Regions from separate parts of the Mus musculus genome. Here region 2 is linked to region 1. A link is a loop called in an ENCODE intact Hi-C map of the cell type or tissue named here. Cell type or tissue: heart. All regions are shown on one strand. Links, peaks and the distances in the headings refer to the core of each region. The heading gives the core; the rest is flanking DNA.

Region 1 (16,151 bases), core at 4,775-12,774:
TTTTCCTTGTACTATCCAAGCTCCTCCCTACATTCATGTTACTGTTTCCTCAGCCTCAGATCCCTATTTAACTCAGATTATTCTTTCCTTTAGGTTTCTGCTAATATCTTATTAGAGAGGACATTCTTGTCCCTCTTAGGTAAAATGCAAACATGTTCTCTCAATCATTTTTTGTCCTATAATATTTAGCCTGCTTATTGGTGTCCACTGGCTGTTACTACTGTTGTACACATTATATATTTGTTTATTCTTTATCCTTCTGCCTTGCACATCCCCAAACTAGGGCATATGTAAGCATGATTTAAAAGTCTCTGCTTTATTTATTGATGTATTCTTGATGTTTGGACACAGTGAGTAGTAAATAAAATGCAAAAAATGAATAAAACTGTTTTGCTATGATAATAGCACTCAGAACTCCCTACACACTTTATCATACTTTTCTCTCTTTTGCAACAGTATATGTGTTCTTCACTTCTTAATGCTTACTATTTATAGCAAAATGAAGGAAAGGGGGTCATCTGCATTAGACTCCAGACCAGCACAGGGGCAGTCTGGTGATGATAAGTTTCTGGTTAGCAGCCCCAGTACCTTCTCTCACTTGTCAAGAGGCCGTCCTATGTTGATGTTAACAGTGTTCTCTACTCCCATCTCCATGCCATCGCCATCACATGGTAGATTGTTACAAAGAGTAAGAAGTCACAAGATTGCAGAAAGTTGGGGATAGTATCGAAGAAGAAGCCTTTGTGCCAATCTGAGAGTACACTGCCAATTAAACACTCCAATGTTTCCCAAATGTCTTAATGCAAGTGAGAAATCAACAGGGACATCCCTCCATAATCCAGATTATCACAGCAGGAATGTAAGGGTGATGCAACCATCACCCCGCCATCAGTCCCCTTAGTCCCTTAACCAGTTTCACTAATTGTCCCAACAATGGTCTTTGTGGCAACAGCGCCTAATTCAGAGTTATGGGTGACATTCAGTTGCCCAATCTCTTTTCTTCTTCCATCTGGAAAAACTCCTTTAGAGTTTTCAATTTTCCTTTGATTTTTATGGCCTTGAAAGAAAAAAATTCCAGTTATTTTGTGCCATGTCCTAGGATTTTGGTACATTTAGTGTTTCCTCCCTGTTAGATTTGGGTTACGTGGTGTCTTTGGTGATGAGAGTATGTACCTGACTCTGATTGTCTCATGGCAATCCAGCAGGGAGGATCCTGCTTCCATTCCCTGCATTCCTGACCATGTTTACATCCTTAGCATGCTGGAGGTGATGTCTTCTAGATTTCTCTGTCCTACAGTACGCTCTTGGCCTAGTTAACTAATAAATATCCAAGAGGATATATCTTAACAGCATGTGAAGTTTCCAATCGTCGACAGCTTTTCTGTTCTCTCTTGTACTTGGATCACTATGGACTGTGAGTTACTTCTTATTATATGGCTCACTTTTGGTCGCTATTGAAAATTTTCTGCTGAGACTTTCTGATGCCTGGTGAATGGCATCCCTCAGAAGGATGCTATGTTCACGGTGCCCACTCCCTGATGCCCTGTGTTGTGCTGGGACAGCTGCCTCATTCACATTGCCCGGACTCTGAAACCTTGCCATAGGCTTCCCCTTGCCTTCCTTTTACCTTCCTTGGCCTTCTGGCAATCTCTGTGCTGGCTTGGTTTGTGTCAGCTTAACACAAGCTGCAGTCATTGAAAAGGAGGGAACCTCAACTTAGAAAATGCCCAACAGATAGAGCTGTAGGCAAGCATGTAGACCATTTTCTTAATCATTAACTGGTATGGGAGGGCAGAGTCCTTTGTTTGTGGGGCCATCCCTGGCCTTGATGGTGGCAAGTGATAACTGTGATTAATTTTCTTATAGAAAGCAGGTTGATCAGTTACACTTTTGTAGAAACATCTTCATAGATACACCAGTGGTTTCTATGTTCATTCTAAATTCTACCAAGTTGACATTTAAGATTAACTATCACAAGCAAGTTCTTTAGTTCCTCGTCTTTGTACCACTTCTGAATATCCTCATTTTTATTTATTTTATTCAAATGTAACACAGAATGCACTTGTTATGATTTGATATAAAAATTTCACTGATGGACAGTTACCTCAAATGTGAGCTAATATAAACCATCCTTTCCAAAAGAAGAAGAAGAAAAAAAAGGAGGTGGAGGAGGAGGAGGAGGAAGAAGAAGAAGAAGAGGAGGAGGAGGAAGAGGAGGAGGAAGAGGAGGAAGAGGAGGTAGGTTGAGCAAGTTGTGAGGAAGAAGCCAATAAACAGACCCCCACCCCATTGTCTCTGCATCAGCTTCTGCCTCTAGATTCCTGCCCTACTTGAGTTCCTGTCCTGACTTCCTTTGATGATGAACAGTGATGTAGAAGTGTAAGCCAAATAAATACTTTCTTTTCCAAGTTGCTTTGATCAAGGTGTATGTCTCTCTCTCTCTCTCTTTATCTCTGTGAGTGTGTGTGTGTGTGTGTGTGTGTGTGTGTGTGTGTGTGTGTGTTTGTGTGTGTGTGTTTTTAATCACAGCAACAGTAATCCTGAATAAAACAGTTTACTGCAGGCATTATCACCTGACCAGCCTAGCTACATTTTATTTTGGTTAGTCTTAAATGGTGTGCACGTAGACACTGGCTTCAATATACTGCAGCACATTTACCTAAAACTACACGTTCTATTTGAAGTGTGCTGTTTACTAAAGCCAACAGTATGTGTTTCATTAATCAGGGTCCCATAGCCTCTTTAGCCATGTCTTTCAAAAGGGCGTTGCTATGGCACTGATTCATCAATTAAGCTGATTAATTATAGCATCAAAAGGATGATCCATTCAGAAAGGTACCGCTCAACTGCGAAGAGCGGAAGCTTTATATAATCTGCAACAAATAGATTACAGGGTTTTAAAGCTGACTTGGGAATCCGAACTCTCTGCCATTGGCAATGTTTTCTGTTGATGATCGACCCACTTACCCATTCAGAACAATTAGTTGGAAGAATAAAAGTGAATTGACACTGCTGAAGGTTGCAAGGATCAATTCCCACCTCCTTCCAAGGACTACGGAGAGGTTTTAAAAGAAAATAGTGGTTGAGACAGTGTTTGTGGTGTTGACAGATGTGAAGTGTCTTGTGGCCTAATCATTTGCCATACTTAAGGACCAAGTCATGGTGATGGTGATGGTGATGGTGATGATGATTGTGTGTGTGAGCATGCTCACACACATGAGTGCGCATGTGTGTGTCTGTGCATCAGCTTCCTTTTGTCTTTCCAGTGTTAAGGACCATGACAAACCTGAAAGATATAGTGAACTAATTTCCTTGTCCTTCAGCCATATTGTATACTATTAAAAAGTTCTAACAAAGGGGGCTTTTTGAAAGGCACCCTAAGTTTTTGTCATAATTAATTCTTATATTGGAAATACTTTTAAATGATGAATTAAATTACTCCCTGTTCTGGTTAGCTCTTGTTCACTTGACAGAAGCTGGAGTTACCTGAGAAGAGTGAACCTCAATTGAAAAGATGCTTCTCTCAAATAGCCTGTTGGCAAGCATATGGGGCGTATTCTTGATTAAGAATATATGTGAGAGGGCCCAGCTAGCTCATGGCGAGAGCGCTGCTCCTCAGGAGATATGAAAAGACAGGATCAGGAAGCCATGAGGGCGAGCGAGCCAGTCAGCAGCTTTCTTCACTGGGCTCTGCTTCAGGTTCTGCTTCAGTTTCCTGCCTGGTTATGTCCCTCAGTAATGGGCATGATAATGATGTATAAGCCAAAAAAAACCAACTACAACAACAATCACAATAGCAACAAGCTCAAACAAACAAACAAACAAACAAAGCCCTCATTTTCCCTCACTTATTTTACAATAGACAGCAACCTAGGATACTACCCAAGGAGCTCTGAAGATGTCTTAGTATTCCAAGCCTCTCTACCTTTAGAGAGAGGACATTCCGAGCCTCTCCACCTTTAGAGAGAGGACAGTCCGAGCCTCCCTACCTTTAGAGAGAGGACAGTCCGAGCCGCTCCACCTTTAGAGAGAGGACAGCCCAAGCCTCCCTACCTTTAGAGAGCAGACAGTCCAAGACACGATTTTTCTTAGTAAAGATGGAGCTACCCTTGAATCTGCACAGTGACCTGGTCAAGCCTCTAAATGTCTTGACTTCACTCTTTCCTCTGGCTGCTCATTTCCTAGTCATAAAGGCAAGTTACTTAACAGTTCAATATCAATTTCCCTGCAGCATGAGGGTACTTATAGTACTCACCTAGTAGGGCCTTTGTGGTGATTAAACGAGGCAGTGTAGATAGAGTTGTTAGTACATTGCCAAGGCTTGTCAGCATCAATGGATGCTCTCTGTCCTAAACTGTTGTTCTACTCTGGGACAGCATGTGACTTTGAAGTTTCTCTTCTAAGGCAGCACAGTTGTATCATGGCATGGGTGTCTAGACGCTATACAGTGATTCAAAGTTCTGTTCCCTGTAGTGGGGATGAAAGGTAGTTGGCTTTTTATAGTACTGCGCAGCAATTAAAACTTGAATACAAGTCCACCACTGAGCGGGGGAGAAGTTGAGCCCAATCAGGCTTTCTCTTTGGGAAAACATCAAACTTCAGCTGGAAAGAGTGAGAACTTGGTGATAGAATGGTAACAGGATACATACTTGTTCTGAGTCATGTGGTGAAGGTTGGAGGAATGAATTACTGACTGCACCATTGGAGGCAGTGATGAGATGCTTTCCAACCAAGGGCAGAGGAACTCAGCAGTTGGGGAGGAACACAGGTGTCGTTCGATGGGGAAAATGTGAAATCCTGAAGGTGCTTTTTAAAAGAAGTAGGTCATAGGTTATCATTGGGCAAAAAAGGAAATGATCCAGAGCTTATGGCTGTTAATAAACCTAAGATGAAGAGGCAAAAATAAGAAGTCTTGATAGGCTGAAGGACCTTACCATGAAGGGTTGAATGGGCTGACAGAATACGATACTTAAGTGAGATTTTGTATTTGAAGTTTTTAGTTTTGGATGACTTCTAAGTGAATGATGTTCCTAGTTAGTGTTCATCCCTAGTTGTCTTACTACAGTGAACTACCTGGGGCAGTTACAAATTAGCAAAAGAAAGGCTGAATTTGAGATTTCAATCCATGACTTCATGGTAGGGACCACATAGCTTTGGACCTGTGGTAAGGTCACTGGGTGGCAGAGTCAAAAGTGCATGTCTGAACAAAAGGATTGAACCGCAAGCTAAGAGACAGAGAAACACTGAGACACTGGAGGTACCCTACAATTTTCTTGGATACCCTATCCCCACTGACTTAACAATCTTATACAAGGCCCCACCATATAAATGTTCACAGTACCTTCCAATACTACTACCCTAAAAATGGGGGACCTTTGAGAGATCATGTCCACAATCAGACTTAGTATGGTCTTGAAATTACATGGGAGGAGAATCAGAAGAATAGTATAGAGTTGAAGTAGTTAATCTGCAAAGCCAGAATTCAGCGGCTCAGCCTTGACATAAGAGTGCTTTGACTTCTTGTTTCAGAAACAAATCTCTATTCCAGCTATCCAGGACATGGGAGCCAGTAGAGATTTTTGGTCTTCAGAAAACATCTGTTTGCTCTTAAAAGAAAAAGAAAATGCCCGGAGCTCGTGTCTCTAGCTGCATATGAATCAGAAGATGGCCTAGTCAGCCATCAGTGGACAGAGAGGCCCATTGGTCGTGCAAACTTTATATGCCTCAGTACAGAGGAACGACAGGGCCAAGACGTGGGAGTGGGTGGGTGGGGGACTTTTGGGATAGCATTGGAAATGTAAATGAAATAAATACCCAATAAAATAAATAAAAAAAAAGAAAAAGAAAATGAAGAAGAGAGAGAGGAGTAAAAGGTATGTGTATATGTGTATGAGGGGTGTGTGTATGTGTGTGTGTGTGTGTGTGTGTGTGTGAGAGAGAGAGAGAGAGAGAGAGAGAGAGAGAGAGAGAGAGAGAGAGAGAACTAAGAGAATATGCAACACAGAGATCAGCTCAAAGTGTTTTTAAATGACCTCATAAATGCATATCTGGCAGCTAATGGTGCCTACTAAATTTCATCGATTTTGGCTCAGGATGTGAACTTGCTACCTTCTATATGTGATAGGAATAGAGGGTAGGTGACTCAGTTCCCTGTCTTCCTTATCATGACATACTATGTCATAACTACTACATCATGGCTATACTACATGGCCAGGAGAGCTGAAGGTTGCAGGTAGAATCAGAGATGTTAGTCAACTCCAGAGACGATCCCTGATGAGGGTGATGGGAAGTGTTCTTGGAAAGGCCGACGAGGGGGAAAATAGAAAAGAGACAGAGAAACATTACATGGGCAAGAGTCAACCAGCCATTGCTGGCTTCGAAGATGGGGAAGAAGAGCTGGGAGCTAGAGAATTCCAGGAGGTTGAAGCTGAAAGAGGCCAGAGAATAGATTTTAAGACAGCCAGAAAGGAATGCAGCTTCTTGATTTCAGCCCAGTGAATTCTGTTGCAGATCTTCAGAACTTAAGACAATAAATCTGTGTTGTTTTAAGACAGTAAGTTTGTAAATTTCCACTAGCAAAACACAGGAGCCAGTGTCCCTCAGAAAGTCTTGATAGCTATGTTTCCCAGTGTGGAGTCCTTTGGGCTTTCCATCTAGGGCCTTGCATTTTGGGTCCCTGGGGATGGTGTGGCTGCCCTGACCCAATGCAAGATCACCTAGTAGCCAGACATCTTGCTGAAGGTGTGTGATTGGCTGTCAGCCAAAGAGCCCTCCATACATGAGGCCAAATTCCTTCTGAATGGAATAAGGGCGGCGGGGGGGCTGGGGGGTGGGGGGTGTTTGTTTCAACCCAGAGGTAAAGAATTTTGGCTGGGTTATCCTGGATCATTCTCAAGATGCCTGGTAACTCCTGCTCTGTGACATTCTCTCAATGAGGAGAAAGTGAGTATCTGAATGGATACTCCAAACACACACACATACACACACACACACACACACACACACACACACACACCACACATACCACACACACATACACACCACACACACACACATACACACCACACACACATATACATACATACACACACACACACCACACACACACACCACACACACATACCACACACACATACACACACACATATACACACACACACCACACACACACCACACACACACATACACACATATACACACACACACCACACACATACACACACATACACACACACATACACACACACACACCACACACACACATACACACACACACATACACACACATACACACACACATACACACATACATACACATACACACCACACACACACATACACACACCACACACACATACATACACACACACCACACACATACACACACATACACACACACACACCACACACACACACATACACACCACACACACATACACACACACACTCATACACACACATATACACACACACACTCATACACACACACACACACACACACACACACACACACACACACACACACACACACTGCTGCAGCTGCCACTGCCTATGCTCAAGGCCTTCCCCTGTTGGGGCTGAAATCTTTCTGCATGTTGCTAGTGTGCTGCTGGTGGAGGTATTACAGAGAGAGGGTAGGATTTGAAAAGAAAGCAGGCACTGACCTATAGCCACAGAAGGCCTCTCAAGCATTTGATCCACGTACCCCTTCCTGCAGAGGAAGAGACTTGTCCAGGGTCAAGACAGCAGATTAGCTTGGATCATTTCCTGTGTGACTTGGCAAAGAGAAAAAAATTGCTTATTAGTTGTTAAGTGGAAATCTTAGCCTGCCCTGGAAGAAGAGCACAGAGGTTGCTAGAGGGTGGGGAGTCTTGACAGAATAGGGTACATTCAGGGTCTGGGAGGAGCTAAGAAGGATGCTGAGTAGGGTCCCCTCTGGCCCATAACTCACTATTTGTAAGTACATTTCATCCTGTGTAAAGGAGATGGGGGGGGGGGCGTGTTGTCCTAGGAGCCTCTGACGGCTCTTACTCTAGTTTCTTCCTGGCCAGCTGTCTAGGGTCTCCCCTATTTGGCCCGCATGCCCAGGCTCTGAGCCCGGAGGGAGGAGCTTGAGGGAGGAGGGCGTCCCCAAGGAAAATGTGTTAGCTGGCTGGAGGCCTGTCGGGTGGGGAAGCAGAGGGGTGGGGATCTGGGGTGGGCTGAGCCCCTTGGCTCTGACCCAGTCCATGCTCTGGCCCGCAGGAAGAAGAAGCTGTCAGCTCATTCACTCCCCTTTCAGGACAGGGAGAGAATAAAAGCTCTCTGGTCCCATCGGCTTCAAAAAGCCACTAGAGCCTCCTGGTCAGCTTGCGGGCCGCTCCCTTCCCATGCTTGGACCATGTTCTCGGGCGTCTTTCTGTGCGGACACAGGCGAGGACTGGATATCTGCAGCTGAGAGCTAAAACTTTTAAAACTTTTCTTCTCCCCAACAACTGAACCATGCCATGTGCTCGGGGGAGCTGGCTGGCCAAGCTCTCGATCGTGGCTCAGCTTATTAATTTTGGGGCTTTTTGCCACGGGAGACAAACTCAGCCCTGGCCGGTTCGCTTCCCAGACCCGAGGCAAGGTTAGTGGCTTTTCTTTATTTGTTTTTCTAACAGTGGAGTAGGACAGTGGAACTTGGTCTGTTCCCTTCCCCCACCAGGCAGGGCTGAACTCTAAGCCTTCTGGCCTGTCTAAGGAAAACTGCTGTGTGCTCAGGCTCGGATTTCCTTCTCTCCTAGGGCTTAAGGGTGCACACTCAGGGGTGACACCCTGCTTGGAAAGACCCAAGAGTACGCTCGCTCCCCGAGCCCCTCCCCTCCACTTTCCGCTTCCCCCCTTTGCAGACTGTGACATGGGAAATTATTTTTAATAAAGAGACCCAGCTGGTCACGGACAGTCATGGCAAATGTTTCCTTCATTTAAAACTTCATTTTAAGTCTGGAAGGTAGAAATTTTATTCTGGCCTCCTGCTGAGCACACTTGGCTGTGTTTTGGTTTCCTGGAAAGATTTAGGGTTTTGTTTTTTTCAAATGACATTCCTACTGGGGAGAAATTTGCCTCCTGGGGACTCCCGGTTGTCTGTCTTGCTTTGCAGAGTTCCAGGACAGCCAGGGCTACACAGAGAAACCCTGTCTCGAAAAAAAAAAAAAAAAAAGACTTTTCTCTGTCTAAATTTAGTGACGCATGCGTGTATTCTGAAAGAAAGCACTGGGAGACCGTGAAGATGGTTTATATTGGAATTCACTCCTCCTATTAGTATTGTTGTGGGGTCGTCATCATCTTCATCCGTAATGCCCAGGCCAAAGTGGTGCCGTTGCCTTTGTTTGTTTGTTTGTTTGAAATTGAACCTAGAAGAGTTTCATGTTCAGAGAGGACTACAACTTCAAGGTGTTGTCAGAGCAGGGGGGCTGGGAGGCTTGGAGAGATGGGGAGTGTATGAGCTCCGGGATGGCCTGCCAGCCCCTCCCACTACTGACAATGTCCTTCTGGGGTTCTGGTACTATGGCTACCATGCCTAGTTTACAAATGGGGACACTGGAACTTGGGGACCTTATGAGCTTAACTATGAAGCACATTCTTGAGCCAGGTATCCTACTTAAAATCATGCAGCCATAGAATGATAGCAATAGCAGGGATAATGTGCGCGCGCGCGCGCGCGCGCGCACACACACACACACACACACACACACACACACACACACTCACATGCATACACGCACTTGTCCACGTTTAAGGGATTGCTAGCAGTGTGTTTTGCCCACGCTGCAAAGTGAAATGCTGCCTAAGAATTCCTCTGCGGTGGCTTAGAGAGCAACCAGATGAAAATCCCTCTCTCCCTTTGCTTTACTTGGAAGCCAGAGTAGGCAAACACTGGGGTTAGATGTCAATCAGCCAGCACTTGTTTGTGTAAATGGTCCAGATACCATCTCAAGCCCCCAAGTTTAAAATAGCAGCTTTTGTTGTTCTTTGAAAAACAGTGCCTTTGTGAAAGGTCCCTGTTCTGGGGCAGCACAAACAAAGCCCACCAGCACTTCCCTGGGCATGCGGAGATGATTTCCTTCAAAGACACATTCTCCTGGGTGAGCTTTCCAGCTCTGCTTGCTTCGCATATTTGTAAGGGAAAATTCATCCTGGTGTACAGCAGACACTGCTGGGCCTGCCTTGTTGCTCTGGAAAGTGGGCTGTGACTCTTTTCCCTAGTGACCTTTGGGGGATATGCTGAGAGTAATTGATATTCAAAAGTAGCTTTAAAGTCCACTAAACTTATTAATCATGCAGATGTATTTCGATTTAAAAATGCCTTCAGTTTTTAAAAGCATTAATCTTTCCATCAGTCTTCATTAATACACTTACAAGTGGTTGATTCTTTAAGAGAAGAAGAAATTTCTCTGTGGATTTCCACTGAGGGGCAGGGGAGGGGAGGGAAGGGAGGGAAAGTGAGGAGAAGGGAGGGGAAGGAAGGGGAGAGCTAGAGAGGAGAGGAGAAAGAGGAGGGAAAAGGAGAAGGGAAGAGAGAGAAGAAAGAATAGGGGAGGGGAGGAGAGGGGAGGTAAGGGAAGAAGAGCTAGAGAGGAGGGGAGAAAGAGGAGGGGGAGGAGAAGAGAGGAGAGAAAAGGGGAGAAGAGAGGAGAGTAGAAATAGGACAGGACTGGAGGAGAGCCAGAGAGGTGAGGAATCATGGCAAGACATTCTAAAGCTTCCAGGGAGTAAACCTGGGTTGTACCCCAAGACCACCTTCTAATTCAAAACAGGAGTTTTGAATTGCACCCAACCTCTAAATATTCAGAGTTGCAAATTCAGAGATGATTCCCCCGCCCCATCCTTATTTTCACAAACCAGGTGCATTTACATGTACGTATTGAACAATCACAAAATTCAACTTAGCCAGGAGGCTAGAGGGATTCTTCGAGCAGCTCACAGTTGCAAAGGGGTCTGCACACTAGTTAACCTTGCATGATCTTTCTAGTTCTCAAGCTTGCACAGAATCATGACTTTAGTTCTGGGCTGGGCTTTGTAGTTCAGTCCTGGAGCACCTGCTGAGCATGTGTGAGACCCTGGGCTCCAGCGTCACAAAGGCATAAATGAATAAAGGTTTTGGTACCCAGAAAGAGTGTGATGACAATCCTAATCCTTTCCAGGACAGACAGCTAATTCTGCAGCACTCTTTTCCCACATCAGTCAGTGGGTGTAAGGATGTGTTGTGACTTCTCCAGTGTTTCTTGATTTACGACCAAATATCAACATAATAAGACTCTTGGTTTTGCAAACAACATGTTTCCTCTCTTACACAACCAACAAGGGCCCCCGGATTTAGTTTTATCCGTACGGATGCTTCCCGACATGTGATGTGGTCAGAAGTTGAAAATGCTGTTGTCTAAAATACCCCTTAACACACCCAACATGCGCCACATCATAGCTTAGCAGAGCTGTGCTGCTGTGCATGGGTGGTCACCCTTGAGATCATGTGGCTGACTGGCTTCTAGATCTCACTCCTTCTGCCAAGATCCACAAAAGTAGCACGCCCAATATATCTCACCCAAGAAAGGATCAGAATTCAAAGTTAATTGCCTTCGTAACATTATAGAGTGGGAAACCAGAAATAAGGCTCTGTTGATCAAAAGCCATCTATGCTGTCTTCAAGCCACCAGTCACTTCCGTGTTCTGTGTTGCTCTCTGTGATGTTGTGACATCTGTAGGGCATGTACTTTATCTCATGTTGGAGATGGGCCCTGGGCACATATAAACTTATAGACAATCATGGAGAAAAATCTATTATAGTTCATTTCTGCTATGTGGAAACAAATCTACAAGAAGGCAATTACTCTAGTGCTGTTATTGTAGGGAATAATTTCATGGTTATGTCACTTTGTGTAGTTTATAATAAATTATCTGCTCAGTACATGCATTATTATGTGGTTGCCGAGCAAAGGGAGCCTCCTATGGTATATTTTACAGTTTCAAGAGGACTCATTGCTTTCTATAATAAGATGGTTGTACAGCGAGACCAACCTGTGGAAGGTAATTACGGAAATAAGCCTCTATTACAGTATTTTACCAGCTTTTTAATAAAGAGTCTAAGACACTCAACTACTATTAATAGAAATAATTGAAGATAAATAAGCAGCAGTCACAACAAAATTGGAGCTGTAGAGAAAAGATAAGCTTGGTTGTCAAGCAGAGATAATGCACTCACTCATGGGTTAGTCCATAAATCAATGTACAGATTTAACCTAAACTTCATGGGGAACAGGTGAACATTCTCACATCATCCAAATTTTCCTAAGCTGAAGGCAATTGTCTATGTGGTGTTCTGTCTTTTCACAATGGGGTATACCCACAGGGTGCTCTCGGAGCTTCTCGTGAAGAATTTTTTTCACACTATACATTTCAAGTAATTGAAGCTTGTAGTTTAGCTTTTCAAATCTAATTTTAATCAAGGCTTATCATTTCCCACAAATCCCTATGTAGGCTGAGCTATAGTTCTATTCTCTCAGTGTCCTACCCTTCTCCCAGTCTTAATGATACCAAGTGAATATTTGCCCCAGAGGCAGTGTGGACAGATCTTAGAAGTGAGTTCTGTACTCTGATTTCACAGGGTGTAAATCCAAGCCTCCCCCTTTTGTCTTAGATGAAAGGAGAAGGCAAGGAAAGTTTATCCCTCCCTTTCTGTTTCTGTCACAAAATACCTGAGCTGGCTGATGTATACAGCAAAGAGCATACATCCGACTCACGGCAGCATCTTTTGTTGGACCATACCTCATCAATTAAGGTTTCCTAAGAACCCCAGTGGCCTTCAGGTCCCTTCCTCCCCAGCGCTAGGGTGGTAAGTGGACACCACCATACCAGAAATTTTACATAGATGCTAGAGGTTGAAGTTGGGTCTTTCTGCGCTCAACTAACTGAACTGCCTCCCTAGTGCCCCTCCCCCAGGGAACTTGTTTTGAGAGAAGTGGTCAGTATCTTTATAGTGACTATATCTGGGCACTAATGCCAGATGACAGTTACAGCCAGCTGAGTCTGACCTTCTCTTTTTTTCCTCATGCTGTTCCCCAGTGCGCTAGCCTTTGCTAAAGTAACCGTAGTTAAGAGCAATGGGCAGGGATGCTTCAGCTCTATCTATCTCAGCCTACCTGGTTATTCTGCTCTTAACCCAGGTCTGAATGTGGAAGGGCAGGAAAGTGCCAATCCTGGATTGGTCCAGATGTTTGTGGAGGAGCGAATGGGAAGTAGTGTGTACGTGAGGACAGATGCTCACACCACTCAGTTCATAGAGCACTGCGCAATCACCATTCATTGTTGACAATGGTTTTTCCCATTTCTATTTTCCTTCCTTCCTTCCTTCCTTCCTTCCTTCCTTCCTTCCTTCCTTCCTTTCTTGCTCTCTCTCTCTCTCTCCCTCCTTCCCTCCCTCCCTTCCCCCTCTTTCTTTCTTTCTTTCTTTCTTTCTTTCTTTCTTTCTTTCTTTCTTTCTTTCTTTCTTTCTTTCTTTCTTTCTCTCTTTCTTTCTTTCTGTTATCATTCCCCCTTCAAACGAGTTCCATATGTAGTTTTAGTTTGCATATGTTTTGGGAAACTTAATAGTGTTCATGTGTGTGGGGATTAGCATGTGTGTGTGTGTGTGTGTGTGTGTGTGTGTGTGTGTTCCATTAATACCAGTAGCCCTGTGTGAACTTTTCTTGATTTTCATTAAATATTATTTATAAGATTTGTCCCTGTGTGGTTTGTGCTTAAGTGTTGCAGTTAGAACAGACCTGGATGTTTTACACATAAAAAGTTAAGATTCTTGGTTACTTCCTGAAAGCAGGCAGTCTGTGCTCTGACCCATATTTCACTGAAGTCTGAGAAGAATAGGTCCAAAAAAATTAGGTTTGAAGGGATTTGTTTGTGAGGTAAGTCTTCTTGTTGACTCCCATCAAGTCCAGTTCTTTCAGTGACCATTACTGTGACTATTCACTGACTCTTCAGTGTGACAGGCAGCCTGTGATGTTCAGGTTCTGCCTCGGAAAGTATCAGCGAACACATAAAATAACAAAGAAAAGGCAGTATGGAAATCCAGTAAGGGACTGAGCCTTGAGAGTAAGGAGATAGAACTTCAGTTGTCAGGGGTTTTAGGAGAATGGAGGATAGTTAGACTCTCTGTCTTTTCCTCTGAGGTAGGGTCTCGCTGTGTAATTCAGAATTGTCTCAAATTCTCCATCTTCTAGTTCATCCTCTGTAGGGTCACCATACCCAGTGCTTGGAATTTCATGCTTTGATCTTAAAGCATAAATGGGATTTTGATGGAATGCAAAAGACTTTATAATCGTGAGAATAATATTAACAATGTAATGAATCTTCCATCGGTCTCTCCCCCTCCCCGCATTGTTTCCTCATCATATATACTAAGTGTATTTAAAAACCCCAGATCCTTGTATGAACCCTGCTACATCACAGGCCACCCTGATGCTGTCATAGGTGTGAGGCTTGTCGAGGATTATCAAGGATCATGTGTGATGTGTATTTAGAATATTTTGTGACCTGATATTCGGAGCTGGAAGTGCTTGAGGGCGTGAGCACTGCTAAGATCTGTAGTTCACATCAGTTAACAGGCAATGTCCTATTTGGCATGTTGATCCCAACTTCTTTCCTCAGAATATTCCTCTTGAATTAAATGAAGCTCATCTTGAGTGATAGAGTGGCTGATATCCACAGTTCTACGGTGGGTCAACTCAGACTGCCACACACACTGAGGACAGAAGCCAGGCACATGTTAGATGCTCAGAGAGTTTCATGTTGACAGTGTTCATGGGGTGGAAGCAGCCTCTAAGCTTTAAGTCAGAGGTGGTTTTGCAAGTTGCAGTCTCAGCCCCCAATGGGTGTGGGTTTGTCTTGCGTCTGCTCAGCCTGGGTCTCTGACTTTTCTTCTGTTTTCTTTTCTTTCAGAACATTTTATCAAGTCCCTGCCAGAATACCACATAGTGAGTCCAGTCCAAGTCGATGCTGGTGGCCATGTTCTGTCCTATGGCCTGCATCACCCTGTCACTAGCAGCAGGAAGAAGAGAGCTGCAGGTGGTTCTGGGGACCAGCTGTACTACAGAATTTCGCATGAAGAAAAAGACCTGTTTTTCAATCTGACGGTCAACTGGGAATTTCTTTCCAACGGCTATGTCGTGGAGAAGAGATATGGGAACCTTTCCCATGTTAAGATGGTGGCTTCCTCAGGCCAGCCCTGCCATCTCAGGGGCACAGTTCTGCAGCAGGGCACCACAGTCGGGATCGGGACAGCAGCTCTCAGTGCCTGCCAAGGACTGGTGAGTATCTGGCCCTTCATCTCCCTTTTCTGCCCCATGACTTATCCTGTAAACCCAATAGTAACAGGTTCCCAGGGGACTGGACATATGCTAATTGAGCCCTGTGGTGGGGACAGCCCTGGCCTCCAAAGGAGTTGGGAGAAAGTAGATGCTGATAAAATCATTTATGAGGTGCAGAGAATAAGGGGGGACAGAGGTTCTGAAGAGGCAGAGAGAACAACTTGGAACAAAGCAGGAAAAACAGAAGTGGGTTTGAGTTGGTCTTTAGTCTCTGGGGAAGCCCTAAGGGTTACCTGCTTGGTTGATACACTCTGTCTCACCTTGAATTAGGAAACTCTGATTCCCACTGAGCCAGAATGTTACTAATACTGGCTTGTGGCTGTTAGGATGTAACAGTTGAGTATAGAGACTTGGCCATCAGACTTGTGTTTTGTTTCGTTTTGTTTTGTTTCCATCTGTAAAATGGAGGCAATAAGAACACAGGCTCAGAGCAGAGATTGGAACCAATGCCACAATATGTTGTTTTAATAAAGTTTTATTGAAACACATTTTATCCAACTGTTTACATGAGATCTGTGTCCACTTTTAAACTACACAGCATAAGTGAGCTGTGGGGATAGGGATCATATGGCTCTGAAAGCTGAAAGTACCATCTGCCTTTCTGCCTTGGAATTAATATACAGCTAACTCTTAGAAGAATGTTTAGTAAATAACTATATTCAGTGAAGTTTATCTCCTACCCCCTTCTTTTAACATACGAAAATGCATGGTTTGTGATGTGTCTTGTGTAAAGCCCTCCATCTTTTTGTGAGTGAACATGTGAGGAAGCTTGGA
Region 2 (16,151 bases), core at 4,258-12,257, 56 kb after region 1:
GCATGTCTGTGTGTCTGTGTGTATACATTTATATGTCAGTGTGTATGTATGTTCATGTCTGTGTGTCTATGTGTGTATGTGTCTGTGCATGTCTGTGCATATATGTGTGTCTCTGTGTGTGTGTCTGTGTGTCTGCGTGTGTATGTGCATGTAGAGCTAAAATTGAATGTTATATTCCTTGGAGCTGGTTGTGAGTCACCTGTACTCAGGTTCTCTGCTAGAGTAGCAAGGGCTCTTAATCCCTCAGGCATCCCTCAAGCCCTCATAGTAATCTATTTGTGTATGTGTGTGTGTATTCATTTACATCCCAATATTGGTACCTGCTCGCTCTCCTCCAAGTCTCCCCTCTCACAGCTCCTCCCCTCATCCTCCCTTCCCCTCTCTTCTGAGAAGGGGGAGACTCCCTTGGGTATCACCCCCAGACAAGGGGGCCCACTTGGGAGAGCGGGGTCCACAGGCAGGCAATACATTCAGTGACAGCCCCACCTCTAGTTGTTGGGACACCTTCATGAAGACCAAGATGCCCATCAGCTACATATATACAGGGGCCCCTGTCCAGCCTGTGTATGTTCTTTGGTTGGTAATTCAGTCTCTTGGAGTCCCAAAGGGTCTAAGTTAGTTGACTCTGTTGGTCTTCTTGTGACATCCTTATTATTTTAGGGTTCCTCAATCCTTCCCCAGACTCTTCCGTAAGACTCCTTGAGCTCCATTTAATGCTTGACTGTGGCTTTCTGCATCTGTTTCAGTCAGATGTAGGTTGGAAACTCTCAGAAGACAGTTATGCTAGGATCCTATCTGGATGACCCTGGCAGCAGCCCCTAGTTATTTATTACTTCAGATAAATAGAATAAATACTATGGATCCCTTAAAATTCAACTCTAGAATTATGCACTACTTAGAAATTCTATGTAAATGTTAACTTAAAAAGTTTCTAGTCACCTGAAGGCCCCAGTATTAATATGAACTACAGTAATAATAAAACATTTAATTTATTCAACGAATAATATTTACATTATGAAGTCAGTGGTATAACACACAATGATGAAGAATAAAACCAACTTTAAAAATCAGAGGTTTAAAGTCTGATGGTGGATGTAGTAATTATCATAATTGTATGTAAAAATCAAAACATAGCAGAGCTTTCTGTTACAAAATTCTTAATCATCTGAGTTATAGTCATTACTTGCTACCAATTTACATCTAACATCTGCTAGGACTGATATCTGGTTTTCTTTTCCCTCAGAAGAGATGAATAGATAAATGATATTTTGGAGCAGGCATTAATTTACTTGAGGACAGAAAAAAATAAAAATATCATGCACTCAAAATTAGTACTGGTCACAAGCCTATTTCCTACAGAAATAATAAAATTAAGAAGACAAAAAAGTTACCCTTAAAAATGTCCTACAGAGTCCTGGGCTCAGAAAGAGTCCAGGACAAGTCACACACCGCTTTCCTTCAATGATCAGAGATCTCTTTTGCCACCAAGTAACAATGACTGAAACAAGTGAGGGGTACTAGGTGTGCAACTAATTTTTGCAAATTGTTATGGTGAGGCAGGGGTGATCTGAGAAAGGGTGACTGGCATATAGTTAGAACTACACGCAGTGCGAGTAGAACGCAGTCAGCCCAAGCTGGCTTTGTGAACAGCTTGTCCTCAGTGTGGTTGATTTGGGTTGGATTCTTCACTTCCCACACTGCTGAGCCGCTTCCCTTTGCTAGTTGGGCCCCTCCTAAGGGATTTTAGGAGCCAAGTCTGAAGGGTGGCCCTAGCTGTGTCTGTATCACATCTCAGCGGGGAAGCTGGCGATCAAGGAGTTTTCTGTGCCTGGAAAGAACAACTGGAATTTTGTGACCATCTAGGCAGTCTTACCCAAAGAGCCTTTGTTCCTCACCAGTGCCCATGAATAGATGGCCTGTCCCAGGTGGCCATTCAGAGTTAATGACCAGCCCTTCTCTCTCCCTCCTGCGTGACTCCCGTTTGCCCTCTGGTCTGAGTGACTTGCAGTGCAAAGGTCTATTAAGGCATAATTATGTCTATTCATCCTTTTATTTCCATATTGATGAAATTGCTCCACTACAGCTTGCCAAAAATGCAAAACCTGGGGACAATTTCCTTTAAAGGGAAGTGGTCAAACATCTTTTTCACTACACAAGGGATCTTCCTTTAATGCTGATTGTGGGGCAACTATGCATCCACAAGTCACTCCATTTTGCCCCTCCCTTGTCAAGGGGCTTCATTGGTGGTATAGCTTTAGTGTTTTAAAGTAAGGCTTATGCTATGTGAATGTAGGTTAGGAGACATTAACCATATCCACCTTATTTAAAATATGGGATATAATCTCTTAGTCTTTTCTGGAGTTTCTTTCTTATCTGTCACCATGGAGAAGAAAGAGACTGTCCTCGGGGACACAGAACTGACTTGTAAGTATGATCTACTTGGAGGTATTTAAAAATTTCAAGTTATTTTCTTTGGTTCTATTAAAGCATAACTGAAAAACTGTATCTATTTGAAGTATACAAGATGATGACTTGATATAGGCATATATTATATTAGCTGCCCTTACTGCCCTGTGAGAGTCCATCCAGGCTTTTTCTCTGTTTTTCTTACATTTATCAGTCTTTCTGTTTTATACAAACTTTGTGAAACTGTTTAAAGCTTGAGAAGCTCAAGGTGGCCTGGTTCAGGATCCAAGTCCCGATCCCTGAGCTATTTTACCTGGTGAGTTGCTGGGGTAGATACTATTACCTCTGTCCTGTGGTTTGCAATACAAGGTGACTGAAACACAGGGACAGACACGTGGACACTGTGGATAATTTTGCTTTGGAGTTACAAGCCAAAAAACTCCCAGCAGTTAGAGGGAGAGGGGCGCACGGGTCCCAGCTCCATCCCTAACCAGGAAGCTCTTTGCAATTGGTAGCTACTGGCAAAGGGAGAGCCCCTTCTCTCCAGTGGATTCTCACTGACCATCAAGTCATGCTGCAGGCTTGGCCAACCCAAAACTAACTCCATGCCTGTGTGTAGGGCTTTTTATTCATTTTGTTTTGTTTTGGTATTTTTTAAAAGTGCTTTTGGCATTTTGTTGTTTGTTTTGATTTTCATTGTGTGTATGTGTGCATCTGTGTCTGTCTGTCTGTCTGTCTGTATGTATGTATGTATGTATGTGTATGTGTGTATGTGTGAGTGTAGTTTTGTTTGATTTTTAAGAAAGGGAGAGAGAGAACATAAAGCTGATTGTGTAGGGAGGCAGGGAGGATCTGGGAGGAGTTGGGGGAGGGAAAACATAGTTAAATATATTGTATGAAAATCCTTCTCGTAATGAAAGAAAAAAAAAAGAGTTGTGTTTTGGTTTTTAAGAGTTGACTCTGAGGCCAGCCAGTGCTGCTTCAACTGCAACACATCACCCCATTTGGCAGAAGATGAGATCTGGACAGGGTTCAGCAAAGAAAGAGGCCAAGGAGCAAAAGGGGGTGGCTGGAACTTAATTTAGTCGTGAAGGAAAATGGGGGCAAGTTGGGAGCAAGTGGACAGAATATCAGAATTGGCTAGAAATAACTAACTAGCTCACTGTCCCCAGAGGCTGTGAGGAAGTCAAGCAAGGACAGGCCCAGTGTTAACCATCTCCTAAGGCCCAACATGGAGCAGGAGAAAGACAAATTCTGCAGTCCCCCAACTGCTCATTTGTAGGGAAAGATGTGCTCTTTGCTTGGTGGGAGCTCAAGCTCTAGTAGGGGCTCAGCTACATCACTCTATAACTCTTGTATCCTTTCTACCAGCTTCCCTTTTCAGTAGATGTGAGAGAGAGAGAGAGAGAGAGAGAGAGAGAGAGAGAGAGAGATGCTATGATAGCATGAGTTCAAAAGATATATATGGTATGTGGGAATGAGGGGCCGCAGTGGACCAACAGAGCCTTGCTGGTGAGTTTCCTAGTGTTGAAGCATTTGTTTCTAATCAGCCTGGAAGCTGAAGAGGAAGTGAAAAGTTGCCATTGTCTGAGGAAAGTGTGGCTCACAGTCTGCTTCAAGGACACGATGAAACCATCAAATAGGAACTTATTATACAAACCCTACTTTGGAGATGATAACATCCATTAGTGGATTTTTTTTTTCAGGCTTCTTTTCAAGCATTCTGCTTTCCTTCTTCTAGACACGGGTTCTGCTTATCCAATAATACATTTTAAGATTAGACTACGGCTGTTAGAACGGTGGTGGGGAGGTCAGGAAGGACAGCTTTGCACCAGAGGACACCGCCTGTGCCTCAGAGTTGTCCCTCCCTAGGCGCTCAGCACTCTGCAGGTTAGCGTTGCAGTGTGTCTCTTTCTCCAGGGCTCTAAGCCCTGTTTCCTGTTGGACGCCAATTTCTTGAGCACCCAAATCTTCCATTCTGTGTGTAATCCTCACTTATTTTTCCCTCCTAACTCATGTAAAAATTTTTTTATATTTGGCCAGCTCATTCATACAAACCTGTATAAATCGGAAATCTCATTAACATTATCCTTTCCTGAGCTCTGATATTTCCTATTCTGCTTCTTCTATAATTCATTAGTTTTTGATTGAAAAGCACACAATTAAAGACTCTAAGGCTTTCCCCCATTCCAGCCATGTGTAATCAATTCATTATTTCTTTTTTTTCTCCTCCTTCTCCTTCTTCTTCCTCCTCCTCCTTCTCCTTCTTCTTCCTCCTCCTCCTCCTTCTCCTTCTTCTTCTTCCTTCTCCTCCATCTCCTTCTTCGCAGGGCCTTGTTGTATAGTCTAGGTTGGTCTTGAACATGAAATCTTTCTCCTTCAACCTCCCAAGGGCTAAGATTACAAGTGTGAGCCGCCGCCAATGCCAGACACACAATTAATTCATACACTATCTTTGGATAACTACTGCTGAAGTTTAATTGGAAATTAGAATCTCTTGTTTTTGCTTTTAAATCCCTGGGACTTGGATCCTACCACAGGGATAGGAGTTTAATTGTGTGGAGGATAAATGGGATCAGGACTTTGTAAAGCTTCCAAGGGGTCCAAGGCTTAGTAACATTTGAGAATGGCTGATAGAGGCTGCTGTGTGCTGGAAGCATCTCTGCAGCTGAATATATCTCTTCTCCGGAGTGTGTGTGCGTGTGTCCCTACAACCATTGCAAAAATTTGTTTTGGAGTGTGGAAAGACACTTCTCTAATTCCTTCTGGCTACATCAGCACAGACTCTGTCCTCCTATCCAAGTTTCATGCTGACCTTTCCCTTGACCCTTAGACCTTGTAGCTTACTTCTTGGGAACTAGGGAGAACCGGTTACCACTTTCCAGCCCTCCACATAGACCTTGCCCACCTACAGTTAGGTAAGATCCAGGGATATTTAAATATGCCCCAACCATCTGAGAAAAAGAACATCCTTTATTTATCTTACCTTGCTTTTCTGTTTCCCAGTGACTGGGCAATTCCAACCCACAAGATATTAGTTACCCTTGCCTACAGCCCTCCAGAGACTGCTTTGCATACTTGAGTGTTACCCACATCACTCACATTCAAAGCCTCCCTGCACTGTTGAATTGGGAGACATTCTCCAGCAATGACTTGCCTGAACCCTTATAGCCCTGGATTCATTGATATTGACTGAGTCCTTCCCCTCAGGAATTTAATTTGCTTCTTTTTATTTATGTCTCTCATTCTGAATTTTAACCTTTTCAGGATTTAGTTCTAGGTCTTTTATTTCTGTCTCATGACATATTCTTTACTATATTTTTCTTCATCTGTGAAATAACATTTCCTTCCCCCTCTCCAATCATTGCCTTTTTCTCCACTGATTCCCAATGACCTCTACATGGATGTAGTCTGTCCAAACAGAGTCCATTCTCTTGCTAGCCCTCCCTGTCTAGCTCTAGCTCTAGTTCTAGCTCTAGCTCTAGCTCTAGCTCTATCACTATCTCTAACTCTATCCCAGTTTCCCTGTCTTTATATATATGACACCAGGATGGCCCAGTGACACAATCTAGAACTCTGCCTAACCTCTGACTGTCATCTTGCATTATGCAGTAAGAGGCTACGTCCTGATTCTGCCTCTCCCATCTCCCCCATAATTGTCATCCATCCTTGTGCAGCCAACCAGCTGTTGATGTCAGATACTCATTGTTTATGCTTTACCCATTTCTATTGACTCTCACTTTACTGTTTCCATGGTATTCCAGTGCATGCTCCCTCATGCTGCCTACCAGGCATCTCTAGTTCTTTAGATTTAAATCTGATGCGGTCATAAAATGATACAATTAACTTATCATGAGCAATAGACTCCTCCATGAATGCAAAGTCAATTGTTTATGTCAAATGAAAGATAATTTGCTATGTACCAGGACTAAGGCAAATGGTAAATGGTTGGGATTCAGAGAGCTACAGTAAGAAATGTCTATTTAGATTGAATAGGCAAAAGAGACACGAGTCATTTTTTCCTCCTCCTTCCCTGTCCTCCTTTCTTTCTCCCTTCCCCTTCTCTCCCTTTCTGGCTCTCTGTTTCCAAGTGCGCATGTATGCACGCACACACACACACACACACACACACACACACGCACACACACGTGGGTAGGTGCACATATGTGTGACAGTGAGATGCTGATGTCAATTGGTCAGTTGTCTTCCTCAGTCACTCTTCACCTTATTGGTTTCGGGATGGTGTCTCTCCCTGATCCTTTGGTCACTTATTTGGCTAGCCTAGGGGACTCTCTTGGCTCCACCTCCCCAGTACTGGGATTTCAGATAAGCGCCATAGTGGCTGATATTTTACATGGATAATGAGGATCTGAGGTTAGGGATATGTTTGTACATCAAGCATGTGACTGGAGCCATGTCCCCAGACTTATATGTAGACATTTTAGCTGGTCATGCTTGTGGAGGACGGAACAGCAGGTATAACATTGATCAGCTTATTTGGTTGGAAATCAGGGCTCAGAGGAAGCAGCCATACTGATTGAGGCTGTAGCATTTTAAGTGGAATTGCAGAAAATCGTTGTGAGCCTGAGACTACTCCTGGTTACCAGATGCTGGCACCACTCCTTCTACAATGTGACAAAGTCACAAAGTTCTGTTGTATGGGGGAAATAGTGAGTTTACACAGGCATATGACTTGACCAATATCATACAACTCCTGCTTCCATATGTAGGTAGGATCCAGGTTAATAGGACACAATGGTGATGTGCAATGTAAGGGATTTAATTTTTTTTTAAAGTGTGGATTTTTCCCCTTAGTTCTAGTCCTACTGGCATATTTAGAGGATATTAAACCAGATGCTACATTTTTTAAAAACTCAGATTTCTTCTTTTTCTCCCTTTCCTCATCTTTCAATTCCTCCTCCCCCATCTCTTTCTCTTTCTTATTCTCTTCTCCCCATCACTCTATTTTTTTTCAGAGTTTCATGTAGCCCAGGCTGGCCTCTAGTCTACTATGTTTGTCCCCAAAATCCCAGTCTTCATAATGTCACTCCCTCATGGAAAGTGCTAAGACGAGAGGTGTGTTTCACCATTCCTGGTTCAATGCTGGGGATAAAACACTGGACTTCATGCAAAGCCTCTACCAACTGAATTCTATCCCCAGCCCAAAGTTTCCTTTTTGTTTGTTTAATTTTGAGACAGGGTATCACTCTATAGCTCTATGTAGATCAGGCTGGCTTTGAACTCATAGTGATCTACTTGCTTCTGCCTCCCAAATGCTGGGATTAAAGTCACACACTACCACGTCCACCCAAAGTTTCTTTTTAAAATGCTTAGAAGGTGAAAATTCTGAGTTTTTGCCAAATCACCTTTAATGTACTTTTGTTAAGACTTGGGCAGAAAAGATATTTTAGCACTAGTTATACCACAGGAAAAAATCTCCTAGCCTTGGATTCCAGTAACCAATGTCAGCTACAGTTGCTGCTGGTTCCACTGTTCTGTGGAAGAACAGTACACTCGGCATCAATTTCTGCTGTAACAGGTTGGCACTGTCCCACTGTATGGGCTAGTAGTGTAAGAAGACCACTAAGCAGATGCCCCTCCTAAATGGGGTTGCTATCCTTTGGGTTATGGTACCAGTGGTCATGTACTCACGTGCAGACTGATTGCAGCTCTAGGCTCATTGGTGACCTTTGCATATTGGGAATGAGGAGAGAAATGAAGAAATGATACTAATGTTTATGGAAAACGCAGTTCTGGGCTGGAGAGATGGCTCAGTGGTTAAGACTACTGGCTGTTCCTCCAGAAGACCCAAGTTCTGTGCCCAGCACCCACATGGTGGCCCACAAATGCTTGTAAGTCCAGTTCCAGAGGATTTGATACCCTCTTCTGGCCTCTGTGTGCACCAGGCTTACACATTGTGTAGAGACATACATTCAGGTAATACTCTTACACTCATAAAATGATAATTTAAGGAAAAGAAAATCCAGAATGTTCTCCTAAGGGTTTGCAGCATCCCATTGTACTCCACCCATGAGTAAGATGTGGCTCACAAAAGATCTGCAAATCGTAGGCAGAAGGACTAGGATATGTGTAGCTCTAAAGCATGAATTCTTTTAATATTAATGTATCATATTTAAAACTATAAGAATTACTCAATTTGGAGGTTTATGTTCATTAACTACCCAGTTTTCAGCAGACTACAATCCAAGTCATTTCCCCATTCAAATTAGAGAAAGACTTTTAAAAGCATATATATATATATATATATATATATATATATATATATATATATATATATAATTTTCTGAATGCCACTCATGAGGCCTTATTACCCAAACGTTCATTAGCAAGGCAGGCACCATGCAGTGCAGAGCTCTGCTCTGTAAGCTTGATGAACACTCTTCTTTTTCTCTCCCTAGGTGTTCTGACCCTGCTCTGTGTGAAACTGCTTATTTGATGCAGATGGAGTCACATTAGATGGCAGGCTGCTGTGCAGTCAATGTTCTTCCTAATTCAGACTATGGTTACATATAGACCCAGAGGAGGATTAAACCTCAGGTGCTCCATACAGGTTTCTGCTTCACTATACTCTTTTCTTTGTTCCTGACATGTGATCTATTGTCAAATTGTCTTAGCAGTTAATGGTTTTTGAGCATCTTTTGATGTCATCAGTGAGACAGAATTTCTAATATTCCTTAGACAGATTAATGTAACAGACCCCGTTTTCACCAATAAGGTTTTAATCCATTATGCCAACTGGCAAAATGTGAACTATTGGCATTGCCTCAGGTACTGGAAGGAGGAAGCCATGACCCACTGTGACTCTTTATCTTTTAGTGCTGTGGACCACACCTGGGCCACATCACTAGCTTGGCCGGTCATAGAACTTGAACTTAACCTACTGTTTCTTAGCTTGGCTACCCTGAAATATTTTACAACATAATGTAGGCTTCACATTCCCTGTTATAGATTGACTGTCAGGTCTGTTCATTATGAACCTACCAGGCTCTAAGTGACCTTGCATTTGATCTCAGACATCTCCTGCTCTGAGCTTGGTAACTTTCAATGCTTTCTGTTCCCACCTTTACCAACTGTCTCTTGTATGCTCAGTGTTCTTCATCCCAGGACATCTAATAGGAGATACACTTGTTATTTTGCTCCTACTGTGATTGCTGTTTGGGCTGCTATTCTATGATATCCTAAGACATTTCCAGGAGATGACTTTGCTGGTCCGTGAGCCCCACCCATTTAATGCCAAGGCTGTAGCATTCACAAGCAACCCATGTGCCAGAGCAGATGTTTGCGGATTCCATTTACAGCACCCTTACAGCCTGTTAGTCCATTGGGGCTGTAGATCCTCAACTCTACACAGAATTTGGTGCATTTATAGATTCGAATAAAATCCCAGCTTTTACATTTCAAAAAAAAAAAAAATCTCAGCTTTGCTGAACTCTCAAGTCTGTTCTTGTCACCAGCTGTTTGAAATTAAACTTTTCTGGTGTCTTAAAAAAAGCACTTATAACTTTGTAATTGATTTTTAAAAGATGTAAATTATCGTGTTTCTTTGAAGAAAAAGGACATGACTAAATAGCAGCCTTTTAAAGACATGTCAAGCTGCTGGTAGCATCTCCCCCCCCCCCCGCCGCCCCCAAAACGTGATTCATCGTGTTGAGAATTGTGCTGCTTCTTCCTTCTCCCCTTGAGCTCTGAAGTGTGTCTCACCCCACCCTGACCCTTGCAGACACAGAGGGAAACACTCAGGGGTCTGCTCACATTCCCACCTATCGAACCTGCCAACACGCGCACATCTGTAATGACAGCTGCTGCAGATTTTGCTACTGATGAGCTGCCCATGGCTGAGGGTCCTAAGGAGGGCAGCCAAGAAGGGTCTTGACCAGGTGGTAGTCTACCTGCTTGCTTGTTTATCTGCTATGATTTACGTAGCTGGGTACCCGTGTTTCCTGCAGAGACCATAGGGCAGACTAAGGCCAGGAAATCTATGGTCTATTTCCCAGTTGGCCTCTGGCTTCCTCCATACCATGTCAGTATCCACTTGCTTGCTTGGGCCTCACCCCCACCCCCACTGCTCCAGTGTTTACAAAGGAGGAGAACCCTAAAGCACACAGGCAAGTCTCCTTATGCTCAAGCATCTTTCATTGAAATTTAGAGTCTGTGATACCCATTCCTGTCCTTGTTGATTTTCTATGTCTGTTTTATGTTTTGTTTTGTTTTGTTTTGTTTGCCATGAATTGCTTATCCTCGAGCATGGGGGTGGGGTGGGACAGGTGATATAGTGGTACAGGTTTTTTTGATAACACAGGGCAGAAACATCGCTGTCCTAAGTCATAAAGGAAAGGAATTTATTGGAAAGGCCCAGGAAGGCAGAGATATAAGCAGTGATTGAGAAATTCCAGGGGCTGCACAGGAGTGCTCATGGATATTTTCTCCAGATACTTTTGACTAAAGTGGCCCAGCTACTCATGATACAGTCATTGCACAGAAGTGCACATGTCTATTTCCCAGAAAGAAAAGAAGGGTCAAGTTGCTGAGGTGGACATTCCTTGAGGTTGTTGCTTCATTTAATAATAGTCCTTGTGGTTGTCTCTTTTGTTGGTTTGGAGTTTTGAAACATTTATTTTTAAGGCATCTAGACATAACAAGGTTGTCTGTGTAAAGGGTTAGTAAGATGCTATAAAGTAATTTAGGGCTGGGAGATGTAAAATTGACTTCCTTATTTTAGAGTTGAAGATTAAAAAATGTTTAGTAACTTGGCTATGGCTACTGTGTTATGTGTGCATGTGTGTATGGTAGTGGTAGTGTTGAGGTTTAGATTTTCTGACTTTGCAGCAACACAATGATATCTGTCTATGTTGTCTTATTTGTATGTGTTTTTACTTTAGGCCTGGTGATAACCTGAAGGTTATTTCAGTGCAATACCTAAAGAAGCTGATTCATGCTCAGAGTCAGAAGTTAGGACCAGCTGTGTCTGAGAAATTATGACCCAGACCAAGACCTACATGGTAGAAGTAGAGAACCCAAACCCTCATGCTGTCCTCTGATCTCCACACATATGGGCATAGTAAGCCAGTGACAGTGGAAGAAAGATGTCTGCTCTAGGAGAAATGAAATAGAAGGGAAAAATACACCTAAATACTACCGCATGGTTCTTGGTTTCATTTACTTCAAATAAAATGAACACAAAGAGAACTCTTTTGAAAAAAAAAATCTAAAACTCTACTATTTGCTATATATCAACCAGAAATTATTCTATAACTCCAATGGGTAGAACAGTAAGTGTGGTTATGTGTTAAAATGCCCACAATTTGAAGAGATTCATAGTACAATATAGGGGTGTAAAGACATGATGAAAGGGGTTTGCTCAAGAATCTTGGCCGAAAGGAAGGTGTGAGCACAGAACTAACTGTGGTGTCTAGTTAGAAGAGAGAGGCCACCCTACAGTTGTCCTTGTACTCCAAGGACACAGTAGAGGGTGCAGTGAGTGAAATATTCTTTCATTTTTGTCTGTGGTGGTCAGTTGGGAATATCAAGTAATTTCAACATTAGTGGCTGGAGCATGCAGCTGTGAATGTTGTTTCCGTGTCACTATCAAAACCTCACGGTTGTTGTCACAGTCCTCAGCTCTCAAACCTGCTGGGGATGCGACTGATAGACTCTTCTTAGCCCCCAGAAAATTCCCTCCTGCCTGGACAGAATTATTCATTTTCACTTTCTTGCTTTAAGACAGCAGGGAGGGAGGCTCCAACTCCTCCTTAAGTTTTTCCCTTATAGAATCGTGCCGCCAACAGTGTGCTGCTTCTGAGGCTATGGGGTTATTGTTTATAGGCAATGGACATTAATACATTTCCACCCACTTGTTGATTAGGGTTGTCTCTTGGCCCTGGGGCACCAAATGCTTGGTCAGTGTTGCTGGGGTTTGATCAACTGGTGTATCTAAGGTTTTATTCCATGGATTTCTACCAAGATGCAATGGTTGTTTCTCTTAAACTATGAGGCCCTGGACTTTAGATTCAACAGCTGCTGTCCTGTCCCTTGGCTAGTGTGAGTCCCATTTCAGTCTTGTGGGGGAAGTTACACAATGTTTCCCATCTACTTGAGCTCCTTTGTTTGCACAATCTTGAATCTTTGTTGATCACTGGGAGGTGCTGCAGGGAGATTTGAAGGAAGCCCAGTTTCTGCATCTGAACCCAAGAGCATCTGAATGTCCCCATGAGGAAGATAAAGACTTCTCTTGTACCTCTAGCTGGTATAACTGAATGATCTTGCCTTTTCTCCCTTGCTTCTCTTCTTTCCCATTAACCCCTTCTTTTCTTTTCTCTCAGTATATTTTCATTCCATTAGTGAATTGCCACTGAGTTTTATGAATTTTTAAAATATTGAATACAAGAGGAAATCCACGTCCTTCCCAAAGTCCCTTATCTTAATTAGAAAGTGACATTATTTGAATATCTATTAAGAGATGTGAACCACTACTGGCTGTTCAGATGGTGTTTTAGGGTTTTACTGCTGTGAACAGACACCACAACCAAGGCAAGTCTTATAAAGGACAACATTTAATTGGGGCTGGCTTATAGGTTCAAAGGTTCAGTCCATTATCATCAAGGCAGGAAGATGGCAGCATCCAGGCAGGTATGGCACAGGAGGAGCTGAGAGTTCTACATCTTGATCTGAAGGCTGCTTGAAGAATCCTGACTTCCAGGCAGCTAGAAAGAGGGTATTAAAGCCCACACTTACTCCAAAAAGGCCACACCTCCAAGTAGTCCCACTCACTGGTCAAGCATATACAAACCACTGGGGTCCTTGGTGGACAGATGCTGGGATTTACAACAGTAGTGGGAGTGGTGACTCTATCTTTCACATCAGATGAGTGGGACACGAGGAAGGGTACACATTTGTTCTGGAGCCCACTCTATCCTCAAGAACATCTTGGCTGAGACGGAGAGTTCCCCTCCTGTCACTTTTTTGTGAGCTTCTTGCACACAGGCAGGCTCCGTGTTGTTTGTTTTCAGGTGTCAGCATCCTGAAAACTCCCTCAAGCACAGTAGATGATTAGCACAGCTTCACCTTAGCAGAAGAAAGCCACCATGCTTTCCCATCATGCTTTGCATTCTGTTTATATAATGCTGAGGGGTGGGCGGGTAAAAATCACGTTCTTTCCACTTAGGAAACTCATCTGTAATCATGAATGTCTGAGGTCCTCCTGAGTCTAAGATATGATAATAGGACGTGGGCAGCTGGTGTGAAAACCAGAAATAGTCTCTGGACTGCAGTGGCCTCAGAACTTGCCCCCTGCATGATGACACTCAGTTCCTATAGCATTTGTATCTGCATGTGGCTCTCTCCAGGATCAGGATGCCAGCTGCTGATGCTATATTGCCAAACCAGGTTTGTATATTTGACGATTGCAGTTGCAGTTCTTGTAGTTATTTGATTTCTCTCTCTCTCCCTCTCTCTCTCTCTCTCTGTCTCTCTCTCTCTCATATGCTTGAGAAAAGGTTTGCACTCTGTTTACACTATGTATCCCAGGTTGGCCTTGAATTGTGCATCCAGGCTGGCTTCAACCACGCAACAATCCTTGGGAGTCATAGTTTCTCAAGCTCTGGGATTGCATATGCTACCAAGCCTAGCATCCTCCCTTAAGATGACTGTTCTCTTTATGAACCACCCTCCATGGGAATAGAAAAGGCTTGGTCAATAATGCTGAGAATGGTGAGAAGTTCAAGCAGTTTATTAGGCTAGCTTAGGAAGCCCATCAGCAATCATAGGGCCATGAACCATCGTCCTTCAATGTGGCTTCTATTATTCTGGCCCTTCCAAAGGTATGTTTCATTTGACAACAACAGGAACATTTTAGCCTTTATGTCAGCGACCTGATGTTTCAGAGGGGTAATTTTTTTTTGACAATCGGCAATATAAAATAATAATGGGCAACTAAAAGTGTTATTTTAAGATGTTTTGCACAACCATCTGAGAATGGAAAAAAAAATCCCATGGAGTAATGATTAAAGATGCTTCAAAGGAAAAACAGTGCCTTGTGAAAGTGGAAGCCTGGTCTTACATCTCTGAACCACAGAGATCCAAATCATGTTCTTTTAGCCACAGGACCCATGTGTAGGCACAGGCAAGTAAGCCTGGGTTTTAATCATAACTCCATGGTCCTCTCTCATCCCCTCTACTTATCACTCACTGGTCTTCTCCCCTCCCCCAAGTAGTCCCTCGATCTGTTTTATTATCATCTCCATTCTGTCAACATTTCTCTTCCCCCATTTCTCTAAAGACCCATGCTTTCTTAATGTCTCATGTTATTTTTTGTTTCTCATCCCTCATTTATTATCTTATTGCATAAAAAAATGTGTGTGTGTGTGCACGTGTGTGGTGTGCACTTGTGATGTACAAGTGTATATGACAATGTGTGAGACCTAAAACTGTAGGAGGACACTGTGCATCCTACACTGTCACTCTGAAGTTTACTTTCCCTAGAATGTATTTCATTGAGCCTGGAGCTAGTCTGGACCATCAAACCCAGCCAGCTTCCTTTCTCCATCTACAACACTAGAGTCATTGGGCATAGCCACATCTGGTTTTCATGTAGGTGCTAGGGATTTAAATTCAGGTTTTAATGCTTGTGTAGCAAGCACTTTTAACCCACAAAGCCATACTCCCATCCCATAAATGAATTTTAATCTGTTGCTTAATTTTCTGTGTTGATTCAAGCTATATTTTCAAGTTAGTTTTCAAGTTAGCTCTGTAACATATAACTTTACCTTTGTGTAATTCCATTTTCCCTCTACTATACAACTACTTCATATATATATATATATATGCATTTACATATGCATTTATATATGTATGTATATATATATGCATTTATATATGTATATATATTTGGACGGCAGAAATGTAAACTACCTTTTTTTATTAATCAATTCACATTTCCATTTCCTGCTATAGATCCAAGCAGAGATAATCCAAGCAAATTTAGCTGTCCAGATAGGAAGCCATCATTTAGGGAGACTCTAATTGTCGTGGAGAAGTTCACCAGCTGATAAGGAAGAAAGCAAAAGCAAGCAGGATGGCCGTTTTGGGTGGCATTCTGCTGTGGTCTCTGACCCCCAGTGTCTTCCCAGGTTCTGTTCTTTGGCACGTGGCGCGGCTGCAGCTGTCCTGCTGGCTTCCTTTTACTGGAGGTTTGGCAGCTGATCCCCTTCCTCTACTTCAGTGCTTCCTTCAGATTATACTGTTCCACGATACTCAGTGTGGTCCTGGGTTTGTCATATGGCATTCCCTCAGGGCTTGTTAGAAATGCAGACTTCCAGGCCCACCCAGACATTCAGGATCAGGACAGACATTCAACAGGATTCCTGAGTGATTCTCACATTCTTAGGGTGTGTGAAGCATTCAGTTAGACAACCTCTTGGCATTCATCTCAGTGCACTACTTTTAAGGTTCAATGAAGTTATGGGGAAGTGCATACACACATTAGTTTTTGTGTAGGTATATAAATAGGTGTGTGTGTGTGTGTGTATGTGTATGTGTGTGTGTATGTGTGTGTGTGTGTGTGTGTGTGTGTAGTAAGGCTTTCCTCCTTACCTCAGAATACAAAATCCCAGATTGATCATCATCTCTCCCCCAATTCACACCTATGGGTGTTCACGTAATCTAGGCTTGCAGCGCTCATCTTAATGCATTACTCCAGACAGTGATTTGAACTAGGGACAAAGACTGGA

Evidence for each region. Peaks named below come from ENCODE experiments on the same cell type or tissue, not always from the same donor. Only the 100,000 strongest peaks of a DNase experiment are listed, where the experiment ranks them.
Region 2: it touches region 1 in a loop (5-fold over the local background); 2 of 42 quality-filtered maps call a loop at or near these places.

Annotation. Positions count from the first base shown.
Region 1 is chr15:11,056,550-11,072,700 of GRCm38, forward strand. Adamts12 (a disintegrin-like and metallopeptidase (reprolysin type) with thrombospondin type 1 motif, 12) reads left to right here and starts at 8,224. Exons shown (of 24, transcript NM_175501.3): 1 at 8,224-8,608; 2 at 14,950-15,317. The coding sequence starts at 8,482. In heart, for the core only: no CTCF peak of the experiment used is centred there; DNase peaks (open chromatin) are centred at 8,132 and 8,732; H3K4me3 peaks cover 2,216 bases; H3K27ac peaks cover 3,017 bases.
Region 2 is chr15:11,113,064-11,129,214 of GRCm38, forward strand. The region is part of intron 2 of Adamts12 (a disintegrin-like and metallopeptidase (reprolysin type) with thrombospondin type 1 motif, 12); the gene reads left to right. Among named protein-coding and RNA genes, the nearest start is that of Adamts12, 56 kb to the left of the region's middle. In heart, for the core only: no CTCF peak of the experiment used is centred there; no DNase peak of the experiment used is centred there.